2 separate regions of the Mus musculus genome follow, and region 1 is linked to region 2. The links are chromatin loops, found by intact Hi-C in ENCODE. Cell type or tissue: heart. All regions are shown on one strand.

Region 1 (8,000 bases), 63 kb before region 2:
GTCTTTCTTACACTCCCAGACAGACCAGGGACAAACATGGATGTGTTGGGTTAGACTGGGTTCTGGAGCCGCGTTCTTTCCAAGGGTTGTCAAGTAGAGTGGGGTCACTTTTTTTTTTCTGCGGTTCATCACCTCTCTGCTCTCTTTTGGGTCCACAGGAGGCTCCGATACCAGCCAGGTACCCAATGGCAAAAGGATGAGGACAGCGTTTACCAGCACGCAGCTCCTGGAGCTGGAGCGAGAATTCTCTTCCAATATGTACCTGTCCCGACTCCGGAGAATCGAGATCGCGACATACCTAAACCTGTCAGAGAAGCAGGTGAAAATCTGGTTTCAGAACCGTCGCGTGAAGCACAAGAAGGAGGGGAAAGGCGCTTCGAGGAACAATCACACAAGCTGCAAGTGCGTGGGTAGCCAGGCGCATTATGCGCGCTCCGAGGACGAGGACTCCTTGTCCCCTGCCTCGGCTAACGAAGACAAGGAGATTTCCCCCTTGTAAAGGCAGAGGCTCCTTCTGCTACCTGCTCCCGGTACCCTGCCCTCCTCCTCCCCATCAGCACAGGGACCAAAGTTCTAGTCCATTGCCCTCATTCCACCTGGAAAAGAAACTCTGAAAAGTCCGGGGAATTCAATGCCGGGCCCGACTTTGAAGCTAGCTCCTCTTTATCTGGGATTCCACTCAGTTACGGATTGGTTTTTTGTTTGCTTTTTTGTTGTTTTTAATGTAAATATCTAGAATTCTAACCAGTCTCATATATCAGGAAAAACCAGGGTTGATTAAAGTTTAACACTGTATGGGGGGAGGGGTTGGTTGAAGACGCATGCCATTTGCCCCCCTGTCTTTTCAGAACTTGATGAGAAGAGGGGTTTCTTTATTGTTTTTGTTGTTGTTTTAAAATGAAATCATTGAAGTTGCCATTAATATAGAGAGTTAAACTCCGTAGGTCTTGTTTTCTGAAAATTTTCATGGGGGAGAATTTTAAATCCAGGTCTCTGGAAGTCCCTTTGTATGTGAATAGTTTTATATAAAATACATATTTATATTTATTTAAATAAATGAAACGAAATAAATATTTTTTAATTCGTGGTACTTGTCCTTATCCCCCCCCCCCCACACACACCATATCTAGAGACAGTCATGGAGGAGGGACTTAGGGGTTAAATACTGACTGCAACTTAATGTGGGTCACTTAGCTGATGGAACTTGGAACTAAAGGTTTTGTGGGTAACAGAAACTTCTTACCAAAAAGACCTTCAGTCCTCATTTGAGGTGACCCACCAGCTAGTGAGCCTTTCAAAAACCAGGTGACAGCCCATTTGGCAGAACTGGGAACTAACTGTAGGAGGAACACTGAAGAATACTGAGGGAACCTGATATGTAGTAGAGGGGAAATCCAACATCCACAATGTTTCCATTTTATTTGTTTGAAATAGGTTCACACTATGTAGCCCAGGGTTGCCTTCCACTCTCAGGCATTCACCTGCCTCTGCGCACATGCCAGGCCTACAGCCAGTTTTCATTTGCACTTGATCTTAGCCCCCAAACCCACTATTTATTTGCCTGGTACTTTGTCCTCCTCCCTTCTGGTCTCTCACCTTGCTCAGTGCTAAAATCTGAACCCTGTGAAGCAATTCACAATCTAGGAATAGTTTTTAGGTCAGGGTGAGGAAAGTTACAAATGACTTCTATACACGACTAGAAACCCCGATGTGCTTGGTGGCTTCTATACTTCAGAGTTAGCTGAATGTCCTCAGTGCCCAGATTACAAGAAGCTAGGAACAGAGAAGTGACTTTTCTAAATATTTACAATCTCCTATTTCCAAAACAACCCAAAAGATATCTTAGAGTAATACTGTCCTCTGGGAGCAGACTTTGTTTATTATTTCTGCTGTTGTAAGTTGGTCTACTTAACCTCTCTGTGCCCAGGAGTTCATACCTGCTAGCCCATAGCCCTTCTCTCAGCAAGACCACCTGGGATAGGTGTCTCAGTCTGGATCTGTGTCTGGGAGAGAAGGAAAGAGGAAGAGTGGTTTCTGAGTACCAACAATGCACACTGGTGGGATTCCTGACTATTTATATAAAGATGTCACCTAATAGGCTCAAGCCACAAATAGTGTTTCACATCCCCTCCCTTCCCCCTTTCCCTAAAGGGATTTTTAGGTCTGATGTTTTAGTCCAGTCCTCCTCAGCAAAGGAGAAAGGAAAGGACATGACCGTGGTGTTTATGATTGGCAGATTTTCTGTGTCAGGCACTTCCCCACCCCAGACACACACACACAGACACACACAGAGGGAGAGAGCGAGAGAGCGAGAGAGCGAGAGAGCGAGAGAGCGAGAGAGAGAGAGAGAGAGAGAGAGAGAGAGAGAGAGAGAAGAGAGAGAGAGAGAGCACTCTCAGAACTTCAGGAACAAGATTCATTTTCAAACCCCTTTAGGGCACCAAGCTGAGGCAGGCAGGAGGAAGGGCCACAGTGTCCTGGCCAAAGGGGACCTGTGAGCTACTTTGTATGGAGGGTTGTTCCTGCTTTTGTACTGTTGTCCCAAGCCAACTCATGCTCCTTCCTGGATCTCTGTGACTCTCACACCAGGGGAAGGAGGTAGGGGTTGGGAGTGTCCTACTGGCTGGGAGATGACCCAGCTTGCTACATTTCCTATTTCCTAAAAAAAAAAATCAGTCTCTCTTTTTCCTAAGAAACAGCAGCAATGGCTAGAGGCCAGTGGGAGGAAAGATGTTTGCAGGAACTAGGAATGGGCTTTTAAAGAGGGTCGCCTCAATGTCCACTCCAGCCCAAGCAAAGCCTCTTCTGAGGCATGGGCAGACCATCACCTTTCTGTGCACATCCTTGCCAGTCCCACTGCCCATCCTTGAGTCTGGCTCCGGTATGGATCTCAGCCCCTAGCCTTGCAAGGTCTACCAGGTTGCAGACTTTGTGGCCAGATTGCTGAGTCACGTGCTTGCCACTCCCAGCGTTGTGCGGAGCCTGGCTCCCCCGCTGGTGAGAGGAGAGCTAGCTAGGGCTGCTGTCCAGACTGTGGACTGCTAAGATGCTGTCAATCTCTCTCTCTAGCTTCCATCTTCAAGAAAATTCCTAAGGTCGTTCTTCCAGAGACAAAAAGATTCTTGGCCAAAGATACTTAAGCAGACCTCTGATTAAAAGAAAGATTCTCTAAAATTCTGGAAGAACTCTGCACTTTCTGTCACTTAAGCAATGGAACACCAGTTCTATCCAACTAGGATAGATTTGCTACCCTCTTCATCCGCTACCCTACTCTCACTCAGAAACCCCCCCAAAAAAACTCACCCCAGTTAAAAAATTTTTCATGTTTCAAAATAACACTTCCAGAATCTAGCATCTGACTGTCCATATTAGATTAAGAACCTTTTAGTCAGCTCTCAAACACTACAAGACAAGCACAAAAATAGTCTACCAATAACCATCAGATCAAGATCAAACGTTGTAAGTCATGTCCCCTTGGGTGCACTGGAGAAGGTTTAAGACGTTGGGAGCCAAGTGGTCTTGGACTTTCCATGTGTCCCACTTGTAACCCACCACACGCTCTTTATCCAGAGCACAGCCCATCATAATCCTTAAACACAGCCAGGAAAAGAGAGAGGAAAACTTGAAGTAGAAACCAGGAACTTTTTTTTGACCAAAAAGGTGTCAGTGAGGACCACTGAAGGTCTTGTGTCTAACCTGGAGAACTCTAGCAGCTGGGAGTTTCAGGATAAAGGGAAGATGACCAGGGCACCTTATGCCCTGGCTCAACCAGGACAGGCAAGGAGGAATGTGACCCTCTGCTCTCCCATCCAGTGACCAACACTTGCTCTGGGCCAAGTGGCTGATAGGGATTGTATCCCCAGGCTCAATTGCAATCTCTGGCAAAAGGAAGCCAGCAGCTCATTGAAGTGTCAGAGGCCCCAGGAATGAAGACACTGGTGCCAGTAGACCTGTCTTCTCTGGAGTTCTAATTCTGAACTGGTTTAGTTTGAATTATGCATCAAAGCCTTATTTCTTGCTATTTCTTTTTCCAAATAGAAACAAAACTCAGTGAAGTACAGTTTTCCACTTCTGGCCTTCTCAGCCTCTCCCCTCCCCCCTGCCACTCGAGGCCACTTCTATCCAATTACATCCGATTAGGATTTTGTCCATTTGCTTAGGTCACACTGACTGGTCAGACAATTGCCGGAAAGGTGGTAGGGCAAAGCAAAAGTGGTCACAAGTGGCAAAGGGAGCTCTGTGTCCACATATATGCAGTTATGCAGGTATCATACATGTATGCTTATGTGCCAGACACACACACACACACACACACACACACACACACACACACACACACACACTTATACACACGGCAGGGTGGGGGAGAATTGAGTAGTCATGGTGTTGTAAATGAAAAGTCAAGACCAATAAACAGAATCCTGGGGGGTTTTAGCTTTCTTTTTCTTTTCTTTTTAAAATAGAGCATCCTTAGTTCATGCTGACCACAAACTGTCATTCTGTCATTGTAGCTAAGGACAATCTCTTCCCTCATCCAGGTGCTGACATCACCTGGGTTATGCGGTGCTGGGGCAAGAACCCAGAGCTTTGTGCTACCTATGACCAGCATCTTAACTAAGCTCCAAACCCAGCTCTTTAAAAACATGTTTTCATCCTTTTTTGCAGGCCCTGCTCCTTGAGAGATGCCCTTGAAGATGGCTGGGACTTGGGGGGAAAGTCTGAGGTGAGAGGGAGGAGAATTCTGGGACAGGAGTGCCAGCCAGCCCACCCTTAATGGGAGGGAGAGAATGACACTTGCAATTGAACCCATTTGCTAGAGGAAATTGGGTTTAAAGGAGCAATCACTTCTTTAAAAGGAGCTCCTCCCATCTTCCCCAAACAGAAGGCTGTCCCAGGGGATGAATGCGCACTGTGCATCAAAGCAATTGTTCCAATTTTCATTATTCACAGAGAATCTTTGAATGTACCTGTTAAGGTGACAGACCTTTTAAAAGGGAACATTTTTCCATGCAATTAATTGGTGCATTTACTAGGTTTCTATTAACATAATTTAATATAAATCTATTTTATAAATCTTTAGGCTCACATTACTGAAATTGAGCTCTTTTTAGAAAAAAAAAAGTGCCCACAGATGCCTCTTTCTTAAATTAGATAGAATGAAATCCGAAAACTTGCTATTCTAAGACAGCTGCAAATAAGAAAGGCAAAGGGAGTCTTTTGTATTGTCTTTGTTAATGGGGGAGGTTTGGAGAAAGCAGGCGCTCGTATCACAGGAGAGATTCAAGCCCAGCCTGAGCTCTGTATCTGAAACTTGTAGGACGAGCTGCATTTGGGCCAGGCAGAAGGGGGAGAACTTAAAGCTATGTCTTAGGAACAGAGTTGAATGAGTGCTCAGATGAGAGAAAAACAACAGAGAAAAAAGAAACAGCAGCAATCCAACTTCCGAAGAAACCTGAAAGTAAGTTTCTTCTACCTAGAGGAAGGAAACCCAAAGCCGGTGAAACCTCACAGTCCCTAATGTCTATGATAGATATGTAACCCTGGCTCCTTAGAATCAGGTGCATTCTCCAAAATTTTGGAGGCCCCATCATGTCTAAAAACAGGGTTTTGTTCTTCTTTGGTCTACTGATGTCAGTAAGCCCCCTTCTCCACCATGTTTTTTGCTTGTGTCCCACCTGAGCACTGTTTTCTTGAACCCAATCGTATCTCTGTTGAGCTTTCCCAGAGCCAAACACAGAAAGGGGGCAAGGGCTCCCCTCGGAGAATCTGGACAGATCGGAAGTGTATGCTGTGTGCTTAGGAAAGTAACTAGTTTCAGATTAATGAAGCAGTGACAATTTCAATCTGCTTGAAGGCGGAGGTTGGCACTGCCCAGGCCCAGCGTGGGGAGCTCGCCAGGCCTGGCTTTATATTGTCCTCATTTCTGAAGAGCAGACAAAGATGGATAGAGAGACATTGAAAAGGAGGGAGAGTATTTAAAACAGCTCCATAAAGCAAGCTGTCACTTTAAGACAAGAACCATGGTGCTTTGATGACTTTGTATTAGCGGCACCATTTCAAATAAGGGACTTCAGTCTATAAAGAAAGGGAGAAACTGAAAGGGGAAAGAGGGAGAGGAGGAAAGGAAGGAGAAAAGAGGCAGGGAAGAAGAGGGGGGGAAGAGAAGAGGAGAGAGAGACAGATAGAAGTCAAAGAGAAAAACAGACTGACAGAGAAATGGACACACACATACAGAGAGAGAGAGAGAGAGAGAGAGAGAGAGAGAGAGAGAGAGAGAGACTCTTGCGCACTGTAGCGAGACTAATTCCTGGGCAGCTACTTGATTTCTGAAGTTCTGGGAGAAACAAGCCACAGCAGGTGCAGAGACAGGGGTGGGGGAAGACAGGTGGAAGTTGTCGCGATGGGAAAGAGCTCCGGGCCCAAGTGCAGCCGGCGACTCAGAGAGCAGCGGCCAGCTTGGCCTCAGTTTGCTGAGAAGAGCGAGAGAGAGCAGCACTGCCCGCCCCGCACCGTTGGGGATTCTAATGGAAATTTTCGAGAGCTTGCTGGAAAAAGAATAGGAAGGGGGGGGGGGGCGGGCTGCTTTAAGAGACCACCTTCACAAAGCCTAATTTGAATTATTTGGGGTCAAGCAGCAGCAAGCCACCTCCCCTCTTCCTTCCTAATTAATGACCATGATTAGTTATTAGGCGTCTTGAGGCTTCGACCAAGCTTTGAGTAGTTTATTCTAGGAGCTGGTTTTAACTTGGGAGAAGGGAGCTGGAGTTAGGTTTGTTGTTGTTTTAAGAATGGCTTCATTCTGAGGCTCAGGACTGACCTGAAATTATCATTGTAGCCCACGCCAGAGTAATCCTCTGATTACAGAGTGAGTGGTCGTCATCCTGGGGGCTGGGTTACACTGGAAGGAGGGAGTTTAGACAGGGCGGTATGTCTGTAGGTCTGCTTCTCTTCCTGTCTTCATCTCTTCCCTCGTCTTCCATCCTCCTCTTCCTCCTCCTCTTCCTTCTCCTCCTCCGTCTGTATGTCTCTCTGTCTGACTGTCTCTCTGTGTCTCTGTCCTGTCTGTGTGTCTCTGTCTCTCTGTGTTTCTGTCCCTATGTCTTTGTATCTCTCTCCCTCCCACTTCTCTTCCCCCCCTTCCTTTTCTCTCTTTCTCTCTCCACTATTTCTCTCTCCCCCTCCCCTCCGTTCCTCTCTCTTTTCTTCCCATTGAATCCACCCTGGCTTTAGCTCAAGTTTCCTAACTGGTACCCCGTCTTCCACCGCTGGCCCTAAAGCAAAGACGCAGGTGCTGCGGACCGCACTTGAGACGGAGGCCTTTGGGGAATCCCGCTAGGTCCCCGGGCGGGCGGTGGGTGGGGCAGTTTCACTGTCTGGATTCTTGGATCGCAAGTTCCTGGGAGTTTCAATGTTTTTTGTCGTTGTTTTGTTTCTGCCAAGGAACTTCATATATATATATACACACTTTCTATTTTATTTTATCTTGTTTTGTTGTTAAGACTTAGAAACCGGGACAGGAGACCGGGTGGCCTTTGAAGGCCGGCGAAAGGGCTCCTCCGTCCGTGGCGCTGGAGGGAGACGCGTTTAGTCACTGTTTCATTAGGCACTATTTGAACCTTGCAACATGTGGTACTTTCTGGGCAAGCTGAAAAGGGAGGATTATGTAGGAGGGACACAAGGAAATTAGCGAACGGTTAATTTAACTCGTTTTCTGCTAGACTTTTCGATACATTCCTAATTGACTGAGGGGCAGGTGAAGCTCCCGCCCCATGCAGGCTCATTCACGGTGGGAATAAATGGCTTTTTCAACTCACACTGCTCACAATATATCATCAGGGGAAAGACATGCAATGAATATGTTGATTTTTTTTTATTAATGGAATTACACCCTGCCATGCAGGTGTGAGGGTAAAAAACCTATACTGAAATGAAATAAGATTAACAATGAAATTAGAATTTTATTAGCTTTCTATGTCACGTAGACCTGGATTTGAAGTGTC
Region 2 (8,000 bases):
GGGATTCACCCCAGGGCTTGCTGGAGAAACACTCTACATATCCAAGCCGGTTTTATTGTTGGCTTTAGGAGAAGCAAACAGTCTTTAGAGAGATAAGATAACCTTCCAGAGAGCCTGAAGTTGGAATGGTCTCTCGTTTGGAGCCATGCGGAACCTCACCTGGATGCTGAGGACGGAACTTGAACACACAGTTAGAAAGCACATGGACTCCGAGGGCAGAGCAAAGGCACAGTGTGGATTTCTCTGGGCAACAGGCTAGATGTCAGGTTAAAACATGAATTACAGATTTTTTTCTTTTAACTTACACTAATAGCAGTGATACATGGTAGATTTGTCGAATCTAAATCTGTCACTGAAGAATTCAGGAGATTGACATGAATCCCTTAAAAATGTTTATTTAATGTGTGTGTGTGCACATGAGCAGGCCTCCGAACGTGTGGTAAGAGGACGTCTTTATGGGGTTGGTTCTTTCCTTACCTTTCCTTGGATTTCAGGGACTGAGCCAGCGTTTCGAGGCTTGCTGGACAGGCACCTATAGCCTCCGAGTCATTTTACCTCCCCACCCCCACCCCAGACTACAGGAGCCTTAGACAGAGTTATTTTAGTCATTAATTATGTTTCATGCATGCAACTCTCTATCTCACAGAGAGTGGGAATAAATCTCCAATATACTCTTATGCATTCTTACCAGTGAAAACTTGCCTTTGCATAGCATTTAAGGGGAAATGGAGACAGATTCTCTCCTCTGAGTTTCAGTGCTCAGAGCACTCTCTGCTGGCAAGCTCTCTTACAGGGAAGGTGCGCAGATAGCCCAAAACCTAGGATACCCAAGATATAAGATACAATTTCCTAAACACATGAAACTCAAGAAAAATGAAGACTGAAGTGTGGACACTATGCCCCTCCTTAGAAGTGGGAACAAAACACCCCGGAGCTCTTGACTCTAGCTGCATATGTATCAAAAGATGGCCTAGTCGGCCATCACTGGAAAGAGAGGCCCATTGGACACACAAACTTTATATGCCCCAGTACAGGGGAACGCCAGGGCCAAAAAGGGGGAGTGGGTGGGTATGGGGGACTTTTGGTATAGCATTGGAAATGTAAATGAGCTAAATACCTAATAAAAAATGGAAAGAAAAAAAAAAGTCACAGAAAGAGAGATTGCTGAGAAAAAAGTACATGGGTGTGTGGAGCTGAGTGTCCATTCTAATTAAAATGATAATTCCAAGATTCGCAAGAAGAGTAATGAGGTAAACAACTAGAAATGTGGTGAACAGGGCCACTTTTTTGACAGGGTTATTAGTAATCCCTAAGAAAATGAATTTATCCACAGAGGAGCAGTTTCCCCTATCCATTCTTCTTTTTTCTTATGTAAAATTTAAATGATATTTTCAAAACTAGGTGGATGCATTCTTAATTATCTGTAAAAAAGAGAATAATTTATTGCATGGATTTTCTCTCAAAAATCTACAGTCACATTACTCTATAAGTAGATCTTTAAGACGTTAATCATTATAAAACGTATGTAATCGTGTGAAGGTTCAGTTGTTATGATTAGTGACATCCATGTATCATTGTATAAAATGTAACTATTTATATTTTCAACATGTTTGATGCTCCCTGAATTTTTCAAGCATATTTCTGATTTACTGAATTTTTACTTGAGCTTCAATGTATGCAGATTGAGTAGCAATTATACAGGTACTAAGCTCTACCATAAAAGATTAGATCTTTTCATATTTAAAAATATTCACCTGAACAAAATATTAGTTATAAGTACTCAGATTCTCCAAACTCCTGAGTGGTTGGAAGAACATTTGTTAGTTCAGGAAGCAAAAAAAAAAAAAAAAAAAAAAAAAAAAGGGGAAATGGATTAGTGTGAGGGCCAAGGGTACAGCCTGTAGCCATCACAGTCATGGTTAACATTGACCCAAATACAACGTAGTCCCGAATTGTCACATTTGGACATTTGAGTCTTTTGAGTGTGACCAGTGTCTGGTATTATGATCACCTAGCAAGACGTCAATCTTGGCCTGGGATGTATCTTAGTTGGTAAAGTGGTTGTATGGTACCGTGAATTGACCTTTTTGCTTCTAAGTGACAAACTCATGATAATATTAATATCAATTTTCCATAGAGCCATCATGGGGAAGAATTCGATAAGATATTATCTTTGCTAATGATTCTAGGTGTGTTTTTTTTTTTTTTACAATATCTATGTATACTGTAGTGTCTTCAGACACACCAGAAGAGGGTGTCAGATCTCATTACGGGTGATTGTGAGCCACTATGTGGTTGCTGGGATTTGAACTCAGGACCTTCAGAAGAGCAGTCAGTGCTTCTAACTGCTGGACCATCTCTCCAGCCCTTATTTTGGTCTAAAGTATTTGTTTGTCTGTTCATTTTAGTCAGGTCTCTATCTTTTTTGGCTGACCTGGAACTCTCTATGTAGACCAGTCTGGCCTCAAACTTACAGAGATCTATCTGTCTTTGCATCCTTGGGGCTAGGATTTAAGACACATGCCACCATGCTCAGCCCTTAACATTGTTTTTTTTTTTTTTTTTTTTATTGTTTTGTGTGGTTTTTGTTTGTTTGTTTGTTTATTTTTGTGAGTGAGGGTGGTGCATGCAAGCTACTACAATAATAGTTTCTGGAAGTTCGAGGGCAACTTGTTGGTTCTGTCCAAGTCATAGACTTGATTGATATAGCAAGCCCCTTTGCTGGCTGGGCTATCTCGCAGCAGCCACTCTAGAAGGAAGTGTATGATTACTGCCTTCCACCCAGCTCCAGAATCTGGAATTTTGCTCAAGTGTTCCTTCCTTGAGGAGCCCCACTCTGGAAAAGATGACACCATAGGTAGTTTTTCTTAGCATCATGGACCGAGTGAAGCTCCCACGACTTCGGGTGGTTTCATAGCCAAGGCTGCGGCAGAGCCTAGCAGAGGGAGGGCTGGAAGTTCTCATCGCTCTCTCATCCAGCACTGAGATCTCACCAACTTTCCTTAGCGTACGGAGGATGACTCCAAACAGTTTCACCTTGAGGTGTAACCTCAGGTTTGCTGAGGGCTAACATCGAACTGGACGGTCTGCTAGGAGCGAGGCTTAGGCACGGGTGGGTAGATGTGACTAAATTCTCTCTGGAAGATTGGTTTCAAGCAACGGGTTGTGAACGCGTTAGGGTGAATTTAGATTCTGACCTGGCCTCTTGTGCCCTCTAGTGGTCTAAAACCTCAGAACTTGTCACTCAACCAAGGTTGTTCCCGCCCCCCCCCCCCCCCATGGCTAAATCGCTATAACCTTTTAGCCATCTGTTGCATAGTGAATTCAGTTCATAACTACGCTTACAACACAGTAAAGCAATTAACTAAACACACACAATAAGAGACCTGACACATCTTGTGGGGTCTTTGAAAGGTCTTCGGTGTCTTATTTTGTGGTGTGCAAACCCAATAAGCTGTAAGTCCTTAGTGGATAATTGAAACGATGCTCGAATCAGAGGCAGTCCCTCTCTCATTGTCAGTCTGTGAAAGATTAGCTCGCGAAGAAGAACAACAGCATGCAGGCCTGTTATCTGGTGAGATAGTGCCACTCCCCGTGATGACGGTAAAGCCTCAGATTTGAGGGAGCCACCGGTTTAAAGTCTCAGTTTTGTTCAGATTCCAAGATAGCAGCCAACCTGGAGGTGCGTGTGGGGGTTATCTCTTGAACAATGTCAGCTTCTTAGAGGAGTGTGTTCAATATCATAACATCACAGTCCTTTGGGGGCGCTGCAATCCTTTTTCAGGACGGAGATTACAGCGCTGTCTCCACACTACCATAAACAGGCACACCCATGTAACCTACAAGCTATGAATGACTTAAGAACAAGAGCAAATGTAGCTCTCTCTCTCTCTCTCTCTCACACACACACACACAAAGAGAGAGAGAGAGAGAGAGAGAGAGAGAGAGAGAGAGAGAGAGAGAGAGAGAATGTGTGTAGAGCTCACGATGTTGGAGCTTTGAGCATGCTGGGTAAACACCCTACCATCGAGTTTACCCCTACCTCGAAAGCAGCACCTAGCCCCGGGATTGCTCAGAGCTCTAGCTATCACCTTCAAGGAAAATTTTGTAACTCTGGTTGCCCATGGTGGCTTCAAGCACCTGGTGGCCTCATAGTGCTGTTCACACCTGCTGTTTAGTTAGGGCCTAGTTTGTTTTCTGTCTGTCTCCCCAGCCCAAAGCTAAGCCTCGGTATGGCAGCTGTCTGTCCATGACAGCATCATTGAGTCTATCACAGTTCTCACCCAGGAGGTGTTAAATAAGCATTTGCCAACTTCAACAGCCCCTTGGGGTAGATGCTGGAGGAGGCAGGCCAAAGGCAAGGGTGATTTCCATTCTTATACTAAGTGGCACAGAAAGGCAGGTGCTTGAAGACTCAGAGGCAGCCACTCAGAAGGCTGAGCTGTGCACCCACAGAAAGGAGCGAGCTCTTTGCATCTCTCCAGCTCCCACTACCCTTTCAAAGAAAGTAAATGCCTTGAGGTTCTAGAGCGGCTGTTAGAAAAGACTGCGGCTGTCTGGCTGTCTGTGAAGACAGAGAAGGATGGTTGTGCCTGTAAAGCTGACTGACGGTGTGACTCTGAGGCTGGCAGAGCCCTTATTAAGCGTGCAGAGACTCTGGGTTAGAACCCAGCACCTCATAAACAACAAGCAAACTGGAACTGCTTTTTGATCCTGTTACATGCCTGTAGACTCACAGCTCTACTTAGGAGTCTAAAGAAGGCTGCTTGAGCTAAGGAACCAAAGCAGCAGCAGCAGGAGAGAGAGAGAGAGAGAGAGAGAAAGAGAGAGAGAGAGAGAGAGAGAGAGAGAGAGAGAGAGAGAGAGAGAGAGAGAGATTATGGACATTATGTTATCTCTTCTGCTTACTTACTTTCCAAAGATAAAGATGCATCGGCACAATGGTGTGTGCCTGGTGATCTCTGGCCTTAGGAGGTCACTGAAATCAGAAGTTGGAGGTCAGTCTGGTGTACTACTAAGCCCCTGTCCAAGGAAGGAAAAGAAAAGAAAAGAAAAGAAAAGGAGAGGAGAGGAGAGGAGAGGAGAGGAGAGGAGAGGAGAGGAGAGGAGAGGAGAGGAGAGGAGAGGAGAGGAGAGGAGAGGAAAGGAAAGGAAAGGAAAGGAAAGGAAAGGAAAGGAAAGGAAAGGAAAGGAAAGGAAAGGAAAGGGAAAAGAAAAGAAGAGAAAAGAGAAGTCAAACCAGCAAACAACTCCTCCCACTTAAACAACCACAAGGGAACCAGAACAGAGAAAAGAAAGACAGTGTGGACCAGCAGAGGGCCAGCAAGCATGATCTCAAAGCTGTAAAACTGCAGAAAGCTTGACTGAGCACAGGGCAGAGCAGCATCCTGGGCCAGGCCTTTTTGTGGGGCTGCAGCGCTCTCATCTCCAGTTATTTTTGTTTGTTTTTTGAGTGAATGAGTGAGGTTGTATCTGGAGTTACAGTGAGTAAATGTCTTAGCGGTTAGGATCAAGTGGTGCTGCAACAGAAAACTCCAGAAGGAGGTTTTGTTATTGTTGTTGTTTTGTTTTTGTTTTTGTTTTTGTTTTTTTGTTTGTTTTTTTGTTTTTTTGGTTTTTTTTGAGACAGGGTTTCTCTTTATAGCCCTAGCTGTCCTGGAACTCACTTTGTAGACCAGGCTGGCCTCGAACTCAGAAATCTGCCTGCCTCTGCCTCCCGAGTGCTGGGATTAAAGGTGTGCGCAGAAGGAGGGTCTTAAGATGTTTGTGTCTGCCACATTTTAGGTCTGGGTGGGCTTGGGGCTTTAACAGTCAAGGGTCCTTCTAATTTACTGTACCATAGAGGTCTGTTCAAATTCTCAAGGTGGCCTCAGTCCATGGAGATTTGGAAACCTTGAGTCACATTTTTGTTTTGTTTTGTTTTTCACAGGCAGGAAAAAAAAAAATCTGAGTAAAGTGTACCATCTACTTTAAAGGACACCCAATTTCACTCTCAACACACCCTATTGGCTGTAACTGTTCTTCAGGACCAGATCTAACTGGAAGAGACCTTGAAAAGAAGATAGGAGGAAACACACAAACACCTGAACCGCCAGAAACTATTACTGGGGAAGAGAAAAAGGAGGTTACTAGAGAAAAATATGCAACCTTTGTTCCTGGAACCAGGCATCTAACTTTCTATCCTAGAAAGATAGATAACCTATTCTGTCCCTCCAGGGGGTGGGTGTGGCAGTCAGAAAGCTAGAACTCAGTAATTTTAGGATGAAGATCTCATAAAACCCTGCTGTGGGCCAGTGGGTGATCAAATGATATGTTTACATTTTTATTTTCAGATTTACCCTTAAATGTCCATTTAAAAATAGGTGTGAAGGAGAAGCAATCTCATTTTCCAGTTATGTAATAGCTAACGTGTTCCTATTTCATAGAATTGTCAGTTACTAACAGATAAGTCCAGCTGGGACTTTATCTGAACCTGGGTAGGAAGTACAGACTTCAGTCATATTCAAATGATATCTCATTGTCTGGATCTTGAATATTCAGGAGATAAAGATTCTTGGTTCTTCCTGTATCTTCTTAGAAATAGAATTCCACCTCCCCAGGATTGTCCAAAATTCTACCTTAGATTTTCCTGTAATGTTATTTTGTCTCCTAAGCTTTCTTAAATATATCCTGTGTAAATGTGACTTCATCTGGGCTGGGGGCTAGAGAAGGGGTTTAGAGGTTAGGAGTAGTGGCTGCTCTTCCAGAGGGCCCAGGTTCAAGTCCCAGCACTCACCAGGTGTATTGTAACCATCTGTAATTCCAGTTCCGGGGGTGGGGGTGGGGATCCGATGCTTTCTTCTGGCCTCTGTCTGCACCAGGCATGCAGGTAGTGCATGCAGCAGATAAAACTTCCATACACATAAAAATAAAGAAAATCTTTTTAAAAACTGTCTTCATCATGTTCCTTCTCAAATTTGCTTCTGGCTGACCCCTCCCCAGCTGAATAAAAAGGTACCAGGTGACCTAAGCCAGGGTGACCCCTCCCTCAGGTCTCACACCCAGCCAGTGAGTGCAATGCCTGCGACTTGCTCTCTGAAGGTTCTCACTGCCAGAGGTATTTCCTCTTTGCTGGCTTGATATGGTAGCCTCCCTCACCCTCAGCTCTGTTTCAGCAGTCCCTCCTCCACCAATCTGACATCTATCAATTTCCCCCATCAATCTGTCTATAGAATAAGACCAGTATTCATTTATGGTTTTGTTGTTTTGTTTTGTTTTGTTTTGTTTTTATCGAGGCAGGGTTTCTCTGTGTAGCCCTGTCTGTCCTGGAACTCACTCTGTAAACCAGGCTGGCCTTGAACTCAGAAATCTGCCTGCCTCTGCCTCCCAAGTGCTGGTATTAAAGGCTTGCGCCACCACTGCCCGGCTCATTTATGTTTTATTCACCCATTATCTATCTATCTATCTATCTATCTATCTATCTATCTATCTATCTATCTATCTACATATCTATTATCTATCTACCTATCATTATCTCTATCAAGACAGTCTCCTGTAACCCAGGCTGGCCTCAAACTTGCTGTGAGGTAGAGGTTTGCCTCAAACCCATGATGGTCCTTAGTCTACAGAGGGCTGTTTTGCAGCTGTGTCCAGCCTAGAAACCTTCTAAGATCTGGGGTCTTTGTTCATTTCCAGATGGACTCTTGTGATCTCCAGCCATTCCATGCTTCTTCAGCTGAACCCCCTTGAGATTCCTCCTTGTGTGGATTGCCATTCCTTTTAGGAGCTCAGAGAGCTTGTTCCTTTCCACAGGGAAGCCCTGCCCACCATCCTTTTGGTATTCAGCGGCTGGGTATGGGTTTATGAGAGTAGCTTCAGCAGGCCTCTACTGTTCTCTTAATCCTGGGAAGGCAGAGTTGAAACCTTCCCACTTGGCACAGATCTGGAGGTATCTTCTGGCTTAGTAAGACTCCATTGTAAAGTGTAGGAGTTATAGGATATACATTTGAGTGTATTTATTT

What was found. Hi-C counts contacts between places; a loop is a spot of excess contacts. Peaks named below come from ENCODE experiments on the same cell type or tissue, not always from the same donor. Only the 100,000 strongest peaks of a DNase experiment are listed, where the experiment ranks them.
Region 1: it touches region 2 in a loop (5-fold over the local background); 11 of 42 quality-filtered maps call a loop at or near these places.

What each region holds. Positions count from the first base shown.
Region 1 is chr5:75,076,808-75,084,807 of GRCm38, forward strand. It overlaps Gsx2 (GS homeobox 2), which reads left to right. Exons shown (of 2, transcript NM_133256.2): 2 at 159-1,086. The coding sequence ends at 499. Among named protein-coding and RNA genes, the nearest start is that of Gsx2, 5.2 kb to the left of the region's middle. In heart, a CTCF peak has its summit at 3,005; no DNase peak of the experiment used is centred here; H3K4me3 peaks cover 625 bases; H3K27me3 peaks cover 6,931 bases.
Region 2 is chr5:75,140,204-75,148,203 of GRCm38, forward strand. Gm19583 (predicted gene, 19583) reads left to right here. Exons shown (of 4, transcript NR_045792.1): 4 at 5,930-6,904. It also overlaps the pseudogene Olfr1401-ps1. Among named protein-coding and RNA genes, the nearest start is that of Pdgfra, 8.0 kb to the right of the region's middle. In heart, CTCF peaks have their summits at 3,205 (motif pointing left), 3,424 and 5,294; a DNase peak (open chromatin) is centred at 3,048; H3K4me3 peaks cover 917 bases; H3K27ac peaks cover 380 bases; H3K27me3 peaks cover 4,191 bases.